Regions from separate parts of the Homo sapiens genome. Here region 1 is linked to region 2. The links are chromatin loops, found by intact Hi-C in ENCODE. Cell type or tissue: endothelial cell of umbilical vein. All regions are shown on one strand.

Region 1 (8,000 bases), 140 kb before region 2:
GAAAAGCATGTTCCTCAACTAGTGGTTTTATAACTATGGATTGGGAATAAACCTTTTCTTGACTTCTTTAAAACTGATTTTCAGTGGGTTCTGAATTCAAAAACTGACTCCTGTCCAGAAGCTGGGCAAGGGATTATGACTTTTGGGTGGCCTGCCCTCAGCCTCCTGATTGTTTGTCGTTGGTTTCATTTGATAGTACAGATTCTGTAATGTCCTTGTTGGCTGCCCATCTATTTAGCCCCTAGGGATCTCATGTTCTATTAGCCATCTCCAAAACTCTCTGTGGCTCAGGCTCCTGTAGCAGCCCCTCCAACCTTGCCACTCATTGTAATATTTGAGTCCAAAGATATATATATTAGCACCATGCCTCTATAGTTTTGAAGTCCTACCATACCAGATATGTTTTGGCTGGATGTTTAACTCACTTTGGAGCTCTACTAATTTCATAACTAAGTGTTGGGCTCTCTCTGCCTTTCTACTGTAGAAGATGAATTGTTGCTTTATATGTTACCAAGGAGACCCTCTGGCTTTCACACTTAGCTTTTAATTGTCAATTAAATGGTCTTAGCTTTTTGTTGTTTTCTCTAGAGCATCAGTTGAGCTTAGCAATGGTCATCCAATTCCATTGTCCTTATAGTTACTATTTTCCTGTAATTTTCAAGTGCTAGAAACATCATGCAAACTAGTGCATTTCTTTCCATTGATAGATCATTCCAACTCTCCACCACAGAAAGTTCTAACAATTAAACCATTTTCTATTTTATGCCAGGAGCTAAATGTGTTCCACCTACCATCAGTTTTGAAGTCTCCAGGGCCAGCTGAGAGTCAATGATACAGCTTTAAAATCTCATTCCCAAGTTTGTTTTCTTTGGCCACTCAGGTACCATTTGTTGCAGATTGGGTTTCCAAGGAAGCCAAGACTGAGACAGAAATTAGCATGCAGGAGGTTTATTGAGAAAGGCAAGGCCAGGCGCAGTAGCTCATGCCTGTAATCCCAGCACTTTGGGAGGCCGAGGCGGGTGGATCACAAGGTCAGGAGCTCAAGACCAGCCTGGCCAGCATGGTGAAACCCCGTCTCTACTAAAAATACAAAAATTAGCTCGGCATGGTGTCCCGCACCTGTAGTCCCAGCTACTCGGGGGGCTGCGGCAGGAGAATCGCTTGAACCTGAGAGGCGGAGGTTGCAGTGAACCAAGATTGCGCCACTGCACTCCAGCCTGGATGACAGAGCGAGACTCTGTCTCAAAAGGGAAGGGGAGGGGAGGGGAGGGGAGGGAGCAGGATTGGCCAGAGAGGGAAGTCAAGATGTGATGCATTCTCAATGGAAAGCCTGAACTGACCATGTGGGGAGTTCTAAAGATCGATTGACCATTCGGAGTGCACCATGTTGGTCTATCAGTCATTTCGTTTGAGCTGCCCTGGAAAGTGGGTGTGAAGTTGGTTGAGGAGGCCCCCGTCTTCTTAAGAAACTGGCAGTTAAGGGCTATCTGCTGGTGACACTCCCAGCCACTGAAATGATAAGTCCTTTAATCCTGAAGAGGGATATGGGTAGCACATCACAATCCTCCTACCAGTGATTTAAAACTTGTATCACGATATAATGACCTCATAACTTATATAATGCTTTTTTTCTTGAAGTCGATTTTATCTTCCACAATATAACTATACCAACTTTCTCTTGGTTTGCATTTTATTGTTTATACGATTATTATATAACTTATATTATTGCATTTATCATTTTCTGTTGTTTTACTTAAAACGTTTTGGTCTTTATGTTTTAGATATGATCTTACAAACAGTATATGGTTGGATTTTTTAAAATCCAGTCTTGATAATCTATACCTTTTACTAGAGAGCTCACCTTACAACTATTATTATTGATATATTCAGATTTATTACTACCTATTTAGGGTGCTTTTTTTTTTGTCCCAACATTTCTGCATTCATTTTTCTTCTCTTTCTTGGTTTCCTGCCTTCTTTTCTTACTTTTTTAATAAATTTCATTTTTTCCTATTGTTCAAAACACATATACCCTCTTACATTCATTTAGTTGATGGCTTTACAAATTTTAATATACATACATAATCCAATATAAACAGTGTAAGTTATTTACTTTTCTTTCCTGTTAAATAATACAAGGAATTAGTATGTTTTACACCTAATCCTTCCTCTTGGTTTACAAGATTTATTTTCTTAAGCATTTTAGCTTGTTTTTCATTAACTCCACAAATTAAATCTTAAAACTATTGTTTTATAAATCAATGTAGGCCATTTGTCTTTCATATTTTTAAGATATTTTTAAGATCTCTCTTAGATATTATGCAGTTTTGCTAAACTTTTTCTAGATAAACATGTTATTTTATATTTCTTAAATCTGTAAATTCATATCTTTCATTAATTTTTGAAAAATCATCAGGTATATTTCTTTGCAGATTTTCTCTTAATCATTTTTTCTATTTTCTTTCTAGTATGCAATTAACTATATGGTAGACCATCTCTCTCTATCTTCCATGTCACTTAATATGTCTTTCATATTTCCAACTCTTTCTATCCCTGTCATGAATGCTAGCTTTTATTTTTTCAGATTTATCTTCCAAACTAATTCCCTAGTAAGTTGTGTCTAATATGTCTATTGAGTGTCTAGTTTCAATTATGGTTTTTTTCAAATCTGTATGGTAATTTTTGATAATTTCTTATTTTCTGCTAACATTTTCAATTCTATACTTTATTTATTTAAACAAGTAAACTTATACAACTGAATCTGAGTTAGCCAATATCTATAGTATTTTTATGTCTGATTCTACAATTTGTTGTTTTTAGCTTTTGGTGGTTTATTTCTTCAGATGTTTCGTAATTTTTAAAATTGTGAAGTTAATTATTTGGACCTTTATCCATGTGAATTCTTTAAAATTTTTTTTTGTTTTCAGAGTTAAGTTGTATTTGCAACTGCCAAGCTTGGAAAGGGAGAAGAAGTATATTTCCAATTGAACACTACTTTAAATTTTCAGCTTCAAGTTTTTTTGAGCTACTTGGGAATAGCATAAATTATTTCTCCAAGCATACATAAGGGTGGTCTTGTGGTTGGAAATTCTCAAGGGTAGACATTCTCCCCCTCTATTCAGAAGCAAGGCTAAGAAGGCACATTTCCTTTCTATGGCTTTCTGTGGAGTGGGATTTGTTTTAAACTCAGCCTCTAAAGGGATTGTCATTCAGTAGTCTCAGTTTTGTGCATGGGTCTTGGATTTATTATCCCACCTTAGATCAGCCATAGGCTGGAATAGGTGTTCCCAAAAACCCAAACTCCATCCCACCCAAGACTTGCATTTGTCCGAGATGATTTATTGACCTCTCTGAATTCATGCTTCCTTGTCCATTTCATATCTGAGGATTTTACTTTCTTGCCAGTTATGTAATTATAAAGCTTCTCAAAAAAATTTTTTATCCAGAATTTTTTTTTGTTGTTTTTACTGGGACAAGGTTTCTGGTGTTTAGTCTGCTATACTGTCAGAAACTTAAGTCCTACTTTACCTTTAAACCCATTCTAATCTGACATCTAGCCTTATCTCTTCATTGAAATGTTCTTGTTTTGGACATTTTTTGTATGTTGAAACTATCACCTCACTTAGCTCTGCTATAATGCTCCACCCCTTCCCCCTCTTCCCCTTTTTAAATTCCCTCCCTTGGTAACAGTTTATTCTCAGTCTCTTTTGCTGTCATCTTTTTCTCTTTCTTACCTCTAAATGGGTCCTCAGAGTTCTATCTTAGGCCACCTTTTCTATTTCCTTTTCTTCCTCCTCTGAGGTGATTCCGTTAATTCTCATGACATTAAATAGCAGTCACATGCTCACCACTCTAATTTATTTCTATAGCCCAGACCTCTACTCTGGGTTCCAGACTCATCCATCCAGTTAACAACATGACATCTCACTGGATGTCTAGAGGTTTCTCAAACTTAAACTGGAACTCTTGGTTTTTCTCCCTAGACATGGGTCTTCTTCACTTATTCCCTTTGACAGTAAAAAGGAGTTCTATACACCCAGTTGTCAAATCAAAATCCTAGGAGTCATCTCTCACTCCTAAATCCAAATCATCAAGACCTGACTTTCCTGCCATAAAAATCTTATTGCATATGTAAAACTCTTATACTCTCCACTTCTCTTCCTTATCACTACCACTACCCTAGTTCCCTAGTTCAAACCATAATTATCTGTAGTTTGGACTCCTACAAATTCTTGCCTCTCTCTCCATCAAGGTTTTTGCACTTTCTATTTCTTCGGCCTAGAACACTTACTCCTGTGCTCTTGACATAATTATTCCATTTCATTCTTTAGATCTCAGCTTAATTTTACTTCTTCAGAGAGATCATCTTTGATTACTCATGCTATCCTTGCATTCTATTTTCTTCCTACTCTATTTACAATTTTATTTATTTTTTGATTTATTGGTTTATTTGTAACTGTTCACTCCCAGCCTTCTCAAATGTAAGCTCTCTCAGTGCAGGAAGTTTTACATTCCCAGTATCTGTCTTGCATTTGTCTGTCTTGTTCACTTTGTATTCCCAGTATCTAGTATATTATCAGGTACAAAAGAAGCATTCAATAATACAAGTTATTTGTTTACAAAATGTCTTAAAAAATGAGTCTGTGGTATGATGATAGAATAATACCATTTCAGTCAAGTTTGCCTCCTGTAGGGGGCAGGAGATATTTCTAGGTCTCTAAATTCACACTATGATGATAGCTTCCACTCTTCAGGATTATGCAGATCTAGAAGAAACAGGTAACTCTGTTTCAGATGCCTCTCTTAAATACAAACTAGGCACTTACATTAGTACTGTATCTTCTCTGAGAATGCTGAATGTTTGGTTAAAATTGATGTCATATAATAGCAAAATTACAAGCTATACCAGGCCAGTGGCAGCCAGGTCATTGAATATATTCAGCATCTAACACTAAAAATCATGGGTTAGAAAATGAACAAACGAATGATCTCTTAGGATCTCTGACACATTTCATGTACATACAGCCTTCACTTCAAATCTAAATTTTGCAAGTTTGTGCTGTATGAATTGAATGGCTGAGAGGGCTCTGAGAGACCAATAATGTGTTCATTTACTGCTCTTGTTAATTCTCTAAATGATAAACTCCTGAACCTAGTGCTATAGATGGAATTGTGTCCCCCAGAAATTTATCTTCTGAAGCCCTAACCCTCTATTTGATGGTATTTGGAGATGAGGCCTTCGGAAGTTAATTAGAGTTAAGTGAGTGCATGAGGGTAGCAGTCCTATGATGAGATTAGTGGCATTGTAAGAGAAAGAAGGAGAAAGAGCTCTCTCTCTACTATGTGAGAACACAAGAAAATGGCCATCTGCAAGCCAGGACGCAGGCCCTTACCAGGAAGCAAATCAAATGACACCTTGATCTTGGACTTTCCAGGCTCGAGAATTGTGAGAAATATGTTATTGTCACTCCATATATGGTATTTTTAAAGGCACCTCAGCAGACTAATACACCTAGTTTATCATATAGGCTGGTAACATCATAATTCTTCTTTTTAAATCTTCCATTACAGGGAGAAGACATCGCAAGGGTGCTGACAACCCACTCAGCAGTGAGGAAGTAACAGCTGTGGGAACTTTCAAAATCAGAGCAATGTTGATCACCCTGCATGTGCAAACCAAATATAGTGACTAGTCAAATCTAATGACTAGAATGAAATTTCTCATGTGGAATGGAAAACTTTTGGTCCATATCAATTCTATAAACTGACAGGCTGAAATACCCAATCAGTCTATATTCTGAAATCTACTGAGTCAAAGAAGCAAATCCTGAAATAGCAAACCACTATAATTAGGTATAGATTCACTCCATAATAGGACCCTATAAACAATGAAAAGAGATTGTGTAATTTGGAAGAAAATGTCATTCAATTATATATAAGGGAAGCAAACTGTGTTTGGATTTAGAAAGCAAGTTATTTGCCAGGACATAAGACTAACAATTTATTAGGATAATTACTGCATAATTTATATGGCTTGAAGGTTAAGGATTTTTAAATAAAGTTAGTTAGCATAAGATATTTCAATTGCTTAACTTAGTTATAATCCCTTCTCTGCCCTCCCACTTATCTGCTGTGTGAACCTGGGCAATTAACTTTCCTATGTTAAGTTGTCACATCTTAAAATGAAATAGTAGCAATTTACCTCATATTTTACTTATTGACCTATATGATGCCAAGTGCAAGGCTTCTAAGCACACCACAAATATTAATTTCTTTATTCTTTGTAACAATTCCCTGAGCTGAGAAACATTTTTATCTCCTCTTTAGAGATGAAGAAACTGGGGCAAAGAGCAGTTTGGTTATCTCACCCAAGATCACACAACTAGTAAGGTGTGTAGCAGGGCTTCCTTCCCAGGGTGTCTGGCTCTGAGGTTGAGATTTAGTCACCTCACTATGCATAGTGGACAGAATACTGTTGTCATCTTAGCAAACACAGAACAGGATTGCAATTGCAAATGGCTAACTAAAGAAATAAGAATGAAAAGAAATGGAACTTGAACACACCTGTCCCAGGAAGATGACATAATGTGGAGCCTCATGATATCACTCCAATTTGTACCATGCAACTTGGGGAATTATTTTTGCAGGAACAAAAAGAAGAGCTGTCTTTTGTAAGTTAGAAAGCTTTTGGAAGAGATTAACACCAGGAGTTATTAAAGGGCAGGCAAGAGGGAGAGACATACCAGGGGAGTGGTATGGGAAGGAGAGAGAGGACTGTGGCTCCTGGAGGTGAATGGTACCCATGCTGTGCTTCATGGTGCAATCTCAGTCAGGCTGGCTACTTCCTGGGATAAGAGAGCAAGAATTTCGGCAGTGAGTTGCCAGCTTTGGCAAGGATTCCTGAGCCTCACATGCCATCTGGAAGGAAAGAACTTCTCAACCTCAAGGGGCCACCAAGACCCAAGACTATAAAGTCATCAGGGATATTATGAGAGGGAGATTAAAGGTACTTCTCCATCTTCTGGGAAATTGAAGAGATGAAAGAATGGAGAGGTATGATGCTGAGAGGCAGAAGGGACTCCAATAATGATTGAGGTGGAATTTACTGTCTATTCCCTATGACAGCCGTCCCCAGCATTTTTGACACCAGGGACAGGTTTCATGGAAGGCAATCTTCCCACAGATGTGGGAGAGGGGTGGGAAGGATTCAAGTGCATTACATTTATTGTGCACTTTACTTCTGTTATGATTACATCCTCACCATAATGTAGAATCAGTGGGAGCCCTGAGCTTGTTTTCCTGCAACTAGACGGTCCCATCTGGGGGTGATGGGAGGCAGTGACAGATTATCAGGCATTAGATTTTCATAAGGAGTATGCAACCTAGATCCCTCACATGCACAGTTCATAATAGGGTTCGTACTCCCATAAGAACCTAATGCTGCTGCTGATCTGACAGGAGGCAGGGCTCAGCTTCACTTACCCACTGCTCACCTCCTGCTGTGTGGCCTGCTTCCTAACAGGCCACAGACTGGTACTGGTCTGTGGCTCAGGGGTTGGGGACTCCTGCCCTATCACGTAGGTTCAGAGTTGAAATCAAATTAAATTAAAGGCAATAAGGTGGTATTTCTCACACCTCTGGATGTAGGGACTAGGATGCATACCTGTTACAAAGATGCTGTGAAAGTTCAAAAGAAGGATTAGTACCTTCTATCTGAAAGAGAGGGATGCAGATATTTCAGCTAGGTCTTGAAGGCTGGGGGGTGACCTATGGCAGAGACAAAGGAGGATGTTCCAGACAGAAAAACAAGCAGAAGCAAAGGTAGAGGGGAAGAATATATGCAAACTCCTTGGGAGATGAGGAATATTCTAGATTATCCAGAGAAGGGGGGATACAAAAATATAGGACCATGTGAATACTGAATGTTTGATTATATTAATGAATTGATGTTTGGGGAGTTTACAGAATGTACTGTATTTACATGTAACAATTTTAGACAA
Region 2 (8,000 bases):
GATCCTATTTCACTTTTTTCTCCATGAACTCTGGGTATTTCAGCTTTTTTCTCCCAATTTAAATAGTTAAAAATGTGGCCCAGTAGGGGTACTTTTTCAATGGGTAAAATATTAATTCTTATAAGTCAAAATATGCTAGTGTCCTACAAGCATGCAGAGCAAAGTTTAAAAACTGATGTTAAAAACCCCACTTTGAAGTACATACTCAAAGATCAGGATCTGTAGGGAATCTAATCTGTTCTTAGGCTCTATCAGCTGGGTCATTTGGCATGGGACGAAAGCCCAAGGGACCTCATACGTTGGCTGCTGTTTGGTGGTAAATTCTGAGCTTCTCAGAAGCTGAGACATCTGAGCCAATTCCACATTTGGACACTTCTAATATATTTTTTAAAATGTGTTAAAATACTGCTACAAAAATTATGGTATTTTTCATACATTTATATTTAGCAAATAAATGTTTTTGTCCCAATAATAATTTTAATAACCATATGCACACCATGTTTTGGAGAAAGATTTTAAAGTTCAGCTTTGAGGCCCTTCTTCAATCTGAGGCCCAAGACAAATGGCCCTCTAACCCCACCCCTGTAATGAACCTGAGTAAACTCGAGCAGAAGACAGTATGAGGACCGCATTACTTCAAATGCTGATGTGAACTCAACTCCATCACCCTCCATCCTGGCAACAGTAAAGGAGTGGGAGATCAAAGGCCAGGATGAGGGACTTCAGATCAAGAGCTGCCCAGGACCCATGCAACCCTTGAGCCACATTTTCCAGAACTTGGATAGGCATTTGATGTCCAAAACGAGAAAACATATCCTGAAATAGCTTTCTCTGCTCTTGGAATATCAAGTTGTCAATAGCATTGTTCTGTTCTCCAACTTCCCCCCAACCCCACACCTAGGTTTTGCAATTTTCACCCATAACAAGTTGGTTCTAAGACCTCCAAATTCAAAGCCATCAAAGAAAGATATTGTTCCTCAAAAATTATGATGTATAATACTTGTGTTTCCAAAGCCCCTTTAGGGTGATCAAAAACAGATAATGATAGCAACCTATGTAAATATATGTCAACAGGATGCAAATATGATTCCAGGCTTTGGGCCTTATTGGGCATTCATTTAATGACTACACGGTACCAGGTCCCCTGAAGCATAGAAGCAGAAAAGCAAACCAAAGGCCTCTGGGATTCTAAGTCTTACTAGTAATGAAAGGGAGACGAGGAAAGTGATGCAAGAGCCTTCTGTGAGTGATGTCATGACAACCTCAACATCTCTTCCTCTGTTCAGGGAACATGAAGATGCTAACCTGGCAACTGTCAGTCTTAGCTTCCCACATTCTCCATAATCTGGTCTCACAATGCCTAATACATCTTGCATGTGACAAATGTCCACTGGCCTACATTAGTGCTTTGAAAATAAGTTAAAGCTTGGATTCAGAAAGCCTTTTCATTCTTTTTTAATTCTTGGTGGGTAAGTTTCCTACTTATAGTCTTCATATACGTTCAATTTTTTTTTTTTTTTTTGAGACAGTCTCTCGCTCTGTCACCAGACTGGAGTGCAGTGGCACGATCTCAGCTCACTGCAACCTCCAACTCCCTGGTTCAAGAATCTCTTGAACCAGGCACGCACCACCATGCCCAGCTAATTTTTGTATTTTTAGTAGAGACGGGGTTTCACCATGTTGTCCAGAAGGGTCTCGATCTCTTGACCTCATGATCCACCCGACTCAGCCTCCCAAAGTGCTGGGATTACAGGCGTGAGCCACCGCGCCCGGCCACGTTCAGTTATTTATTAATAGATGGGTCTACAGCAAGCTATATAACAGACATCCAAACATGTCTGTCATGTTGACTTCCCAGTTGTAAGAACATGTTCCCTGTTGTTTCACTTTGTGGTTTGGAGGTTTGAAAAAAAAAAAAGTTTCCAAAAAGAATATCAGAGTAAAGAAAATGCAGAAGGGTAGATAAATGTAATTTAAGAAAGTACAAGCATGATTCTCCAAGGAAAAAGGAGGATCTGGCATCAATTGAAGTCTATGCCCACCTAAAAGTAAAAAGCCAAATGGAGTTGTTCATTATAAATACATGTGTCTTTTTGCATAATGAAGAAATGAAATTTGCTCTCTCCACTCTCTCCATTGAGAGAACTGAATACAAATGCTATTTTGGGTCAGAGATAAAACAAACCCACAGCCCATTGCAGGAAGCCATCCTCAGCAGAAGAGATGGCCTCCTGAGAATACTGGACCCAGGAAGTTGGTGAGCTTTCGCGCCACCTCTCTGCTCAAAAGACAGTTTATTCTCTCCCCCTTGGTAGATACGCACTTCTAAATCTCAGCCACTCACCTAATTTTCTGTCTTGTAAGCAAGGCTTCAAAAGAAGGCTAGGTTACTGAGAGATGTGCACAATCCTTGAAAATTGCAGAAAGAAAGAACATATGCACTTTATAACATTCTCTTCAGTAGGGAATGTTCTGTGTTCCAGTAGTACCAACTTCAGGAGCTCCAGGATATCCACTGTGAAAACACAGGCAACCCTACTGGCCACTGGTCTTCCTTTGACCAGATAAGAGGTCACTCCTTTGGAATGGGTTATACCAGTAGGCTCTAGCCACATTGCCTTACATATACTCTACCCTTCAACCCTGTGGTAAGCACCTTTTAAAAGAGCTAAAAGCAATTAAAAAATATACCAAAGGCATCAAGGTGAATTATCAGACTACTGTCCCCTGATGAAAAATAATAACAACAACAGATGATGGCTTTCAAACAAGCTGAGAAAATGGACTTTATTTTTCTAGAAGTATTTCTTTATTTTTTTCCTAGTCCCAATGCACTTCGTACTTCTCTATTTATCATGCACTTCGTACTTCTCTATTTATCATGCACTTCGTAACTGCCTCAACATATCTGGCCCTTCTATCAACTGACGAACTTCTTGAGAACCCTGCCCTATTCTTCCTATTCATCCTCATATTTATAGAGCCTTCAGTGTAAGAGGAAATTAATAGACTCTCAATAAATGTTTGATGGACAGATAAATGTAGGAAAAATTAATGTACATCAGAGTGCAACAGGAACTAATATCCAAAATCCTTGAGATAAAAATGAAAGACCATCAAAGTAAAAATTTCCGATAGCTAATCATCCAAACATTAAAAGAGGACTTCATTGTTCTCCAGATGTCATCAGTGATTCATTACAAATAATTACATGCGTGTTCTAAATAATGGAATGTTGAAATGTACACTTGTCATCACCGGCACTATCAAACATGTTGGACACGCCCAAAATAGCTACAGTCCATATGACCAGGAAGAGAGTCACATCAAGGACTCCAGAGGTGATAATATCAGTGTCCCAGTAAAGTCTGGAAGTCATCGTCTTGAACAGGAAGCCTTAAGGAAGTTGAGGGCAGTTTGTTCACTTGACCCCAGAGTTGGGTTACACACCCACAGCACTTACTGAGGGGCAGGAAGTTGGAAGAGGACCTGGGGTCAGACCTCTGCAATGGTGTGAAGTAGATGAAGTTTGTCTTCACCTCCTCTTTCATTGCCCTCCTCATCTCCCCACCAACCCTGATCTGTCATCCTTCGTAATCACAATGGCAAAGGCCCAACGGAGTCACTCATACTATCGTATAAATAACTCATTATGATTGTATAAATTAGGCTTCCACAGCATTTGCCTTTTTAGTAGAAGCAGTGCTGTTATTCTGTGTAATAGCAGAATTTCTACCATCAAAATAGCAAGGGACATATTTGAGGGATGATGGTCAGTGCCAGCTTGAAGTTGAGTAGGCAGCTACCCACTGAAGCAGCTATATGCATTTTTTAATTTTTAGAAATTTAAGATTCAGGCCTTGGATCTCTTGTGACTATGTGACTGACTATTCATGTTGGAAAAATAAACATTTCCACCTCCTAGAGTGGCTGATAGCAAGAGGGTATGAGGCTTCAGATGTTGATCCGTGATTCTCTAGAGACCTCTAGTGGTCAGAAGAGGAACTCACATTTGTTATGAACAGAAAGATGAGGGAATGCTGACCGGTGAAAAATGAAGGCCTACAATCTGGTGATTGCCATTAAAGAAACATTTGGAACTTTCAGTAATGGAAGGTTTGAGTCATTTACTTTTCCATCTACTTTTTCTCTCTCTCCTTTCTCTTCTGTATCCATGCTACAATCTCATTTGCCTTAATGCCTTGGAAGGCACTTGTCCTTACTGTCCTTATTATCCATTTTCATTGCTTTATCTGGGTCGTCCACACAAAGAAACCAACTTGCCCTTCACAGGATCCATATTTCCCTCATGCAATCCATGGGCTCCTACATCTTCCTTCACCCTTGGCAGCTCTTGGTCTTGTTACTCATACCTACATGTGCTCCCAGATAAGTACAGGAATAGGCTTATCTTCACCCTTATTCTGCCAGGAGAGTGTTTCTTATTCTGCCATTGAGATGGACTGTCCCAAGGGATTAAATTTTAAGAGGTGGATTACAGTTACTGCTGGTTTGTTGGTTCGCTGTGAAGCTCAGGAAACAGAAACAGCCAAGTTTCCAAGATATATATTTAACAGGAGAAGAGTCAAAAAAAAGATTTAAAATGCCAAACTTTACAGGAAATTCAGAGACAACCCTTCCCAACAAATAAAAATCATCCCCACAGATTTGTGGTAGAAGCAATATAAGTAACTATGTTAGCCTGAAGCCTTTATAGGTAGACTTTTCAGCTGCTCTCTTTTGTTTACCTATCCCAATTTTTATTATACAACTACTAAAATTATATAGATATATACATCATATATTAAGATATATACTCACCAACGTGTAAAAGAAGGGCATTCTTCTAAAATTAGATTGCAGCTCTTCCTGGCTTTGAAGTAATCACACCCCAGTAATAGAAAGAGGTAGAACATATCAACAGGAATGGGGTGTGGGCTGCCAGTTCATCATCTGTCAATCTTACCTGAGATCCTGCTTTGCCTTAAGATTCAATTCCAAGACCATGAATAGATGTTTATGATTTTTTTTAATGCCCACTGCGGATGAAGCCTTTCTTCCTTTTTCTGAGAGGTCTGAATTTGAGAGACAGCGTGGGTCAGGCCAATGATAGAAGCAACAGACCCCAAAGGACCTCCTCAATCTGGACCCACACTTAGACAGTGTCTTCTCAGTTACAGGAGCATAGGACTTCCTATAACCCTATCAAATTAATGATTGGTCCAAAAAATCAACAGAAACATAGTTATAAATGGCTAATTAATAGGGAGTTGTGTCCTAGTAGTTTATGGCCTCGGAGAGCTTTTTAAGCAAAGGGTTAAGTGGGGGGGAAAAGGAGCAGGAAACCAACCTTACTTTGGTTGGCTCCCTTAGCTCACCTCAACTTGGAAAGAGCAGAGCCGAGTGAACAACATTTGACAATATTTCTGTGGCATTATCAAAATCCAGGGCCATAATCTTGATATAAAAGCAAGCTAGTTTCTCTGACACGAGTATTTGGTTATAACAGGGTGAGGTTCATTATTAAAAACCACCCATTTGTTAATCACTAAAATATTCATTGAATGCCTAATATATGAAGGCTATCACACTGAGTTTGCAAAAAATTTTGGTTTTATACTGCTTCCATTTTCCAAAACCATAAGAATGTGTTTATGTGTAGAAAATAAAAATTTAATGGTATTTGAAGAGCTGATACCATAATCCCTCTTAGGAAAGAAACCTTTCTTTGGCTACAGTGCTGTGGGAGAAAGTGAGCCCCTGAAGGTCTGAGGGTCGTAAGAACAAAATAGTAAGGCAAGGGCTGTGCTGTTCTCCCACTTCTCCACGGGAGGACATGAGAGGCCTCCGGTGTTGCTCCAGGGTGAAGGAGGAGAAGGAGAGAGATGAAGAGCCAAACAAGTGAGGCAGCGTGAGGATGGGAAGTATGTACGGCCAGGAAGTCAAGGAAGAATCCAAAAGTGGTGAGCTGACTGACTTTTAAGGAAAAAAGGTGGTCAAAAATAAGGATTGCTTTAAAAACAAGAACTGAAGAGTCAGCAAGGCTCGGATCTCTGCAGCAAAGCCTCCCCTAACTCTCCACCATCCACCCAGTGCCCCTCTCAGTCCAGAGAGTGGCGCCACCTACAGGGTTGTTCCCAGAGACCATTGCTTCTGACTCATTGCTCCAAACCCTTTCAGGCCCTGCCAACCCAGCCCATGCCAATTGCTCAAGTCTTTAGAAATGCATAAAAGAAATAAGCAATTTGGTAAATTAGTAAATTCTTCTAATTCAGCAAATTGGTCACTCGACAATTGTCAAATTGGTTTTTGGGAAATTGGACAGCTTGTCCTAGAGCTGGGAGAGTATAATCATCTCGGGGCTCTGGCAAGTCGACCCGCCATTCCACTCAGGTCAGCGCTTTATGCTCACTCCTTCCATTCTCCTTCTTTCCCTCAGTAAATGTCAAAGCGCCTGAAATTCAAGAGCCAGCACTCATTCTCTGAGAGAGGGTTAACAGTTTAGACTCAGGCCTGCAGAGATCATCTCTGACAAAAAGCTCATATCTACAGGTCTTCTTTAAACAAAAAGTTAAAAGAAAATGACTAACCAGGGCTACCCATAAGAAGAAATACTCGGTAATGAGACAGGCTACTATCAACCCAAGAAGATTATGTCAGAAGTAGGGTAGAATCCAGTGGTTGGAATTCATAACACTTTGAGATTATAAGTGTGTCCCAGGGCACAGCTGCAAAGTGGAGTGCATGTGGGTCAGTGGAGGGCCCTCCAGCTCCACCTCTGGTGCTGTGTCCACCAGCTGGGGAGGGAAGAATCAAGCCCATGTACAGCTCCTTTTCTCCCCTAGAATCCTCTCATTGCATCATTCAGCATTTCAGCCTTAGATGCCATGAAGGGGACAGTGCTCAGACCCTCTGCCCTTCAGAGAGACCATCCCGTACTCTGTTGCTGAATGGGAGACCACACGGCTCCTCTGGGCGACTCTTCCAGAACAGTCTGGGACTGAGCTCCACCACAGATCCTGGGTGTGGCTGGTTCACAGGCTTGGACTGCCCAGAGCACAGCTGGCCAGGAAAAACAGGGCAGAAGGAATGTTGGTGGCAGGGAGGAAGCAGAGAACAGCATCTGCTCTTCTTACCTCATTTAGGCCCCTTATTACTATCTCTCTCCTTCACCAAGAATATAGAGAAAGGTAACAGACACTGAAGAGAGGTTTTACTGCAACAAACAGGAAAACTTCAAATGGGACCATTATAATCACACAAAAATCCACAGAGCACATGACACCGCCTTTGGCAGCCCCCACACTGGACCTACCAACATTCTGCATCCTGACAGCCAGAGACACGTCTGCAGAAATGTGCACCAATAGCAGCATTCAAGTCCCATGCTGGGAAAGAGGACATAGGTAAGTGTGTATCTCCCCCATCAATTCACCCACAAGTCCTAAGGTCCTGCCTAAAACCAAGCCACAGAGAGGGCTCTCAGACTGTTTCCATCCAGGTGGGAGGCAGAGGGATGACCAATGTACCCAATATCACACCTGGAGTCCCCCTGCTTGGGGCCATCTGAGCAGCAGAAACAGTAACCTTAAGGCTGGCCTCTGCAGACAGACTGGGAGCTTACATAGAAGGAGGGCCAGCAATTCTATTCTCAGGCTTAACAAGTACCTGGGTGTGGTGGCTCATGCCTGTAATCCCAGCACTTTGGGAGGCCAAGGCAGAGGAATCACTAGAGCCCAGGAATTCAAGACCAGCCTGGGAAACATGGTAAAATCCTGTCTCTATAAAAATTTCAAAAATTACCCGGGGCTTGATGGTGTGCCCCTGTAGTCCCAGCTACTGGGGAGGCTGAGGTGAGAGGATCACCTGAGCCTGGGGGTTCAAGGCTGTGGTGAGCCATGAATGCACAACTGCACTCCAGCCTGGGTGACAGAATGAAACCGTGTCTCAAAAAAAAAAAAAGAAAGGCGATGTTATCATGAAGAAACAAAGGCCATCTT

The links. A loop is a pair of places that touch in the nucleus more often than their neighbours do. Peaks named below come from ENCODE experiments on the same cell type or tissue, not always from the same donor. Only the 100,000 strongest peaks of a DNase experiment are listed, where the experiment ranks them.
Region 1: it touches region 2 in a loop (8-fold over the local background); 17 of 110 quality-filtered maps call a loop at or near these places.

What each region holds. Positions count from the first base shown.
Region 1 is chr5:82,491,832-82,499,831 of GRCh38, reverse strand. No RefSeq gene overlaps it. Among named protein-coding and RNA genes, the nearest start is that of RPS23, 220 kb to the right of the region's middle. In endothelial cell of umbilical vein, no CTCF peak of the experiment used is centred here; no DNase peak of the experiment used is centred here.
Region 2 is chr5:82,347,979-82,355,978 of GRCh38, reverse strand. No RefSeq gene overlaps it. Among named protein-coding and RNA genes, the nearest start is that of RPS23, 74 kb to the right of the region's middle. RefSeq lists an enhancer at 2,486-3,685. In endothelial cell of umbilical vein, CTCF peaks have their summits at 3,985 (motif pointing left) and 6,118 (motif pointing left); DNase peaks (open chromatin) are centred at 3,348, 3,508 and 3,938; H3K27ac peaks cover 665 bases.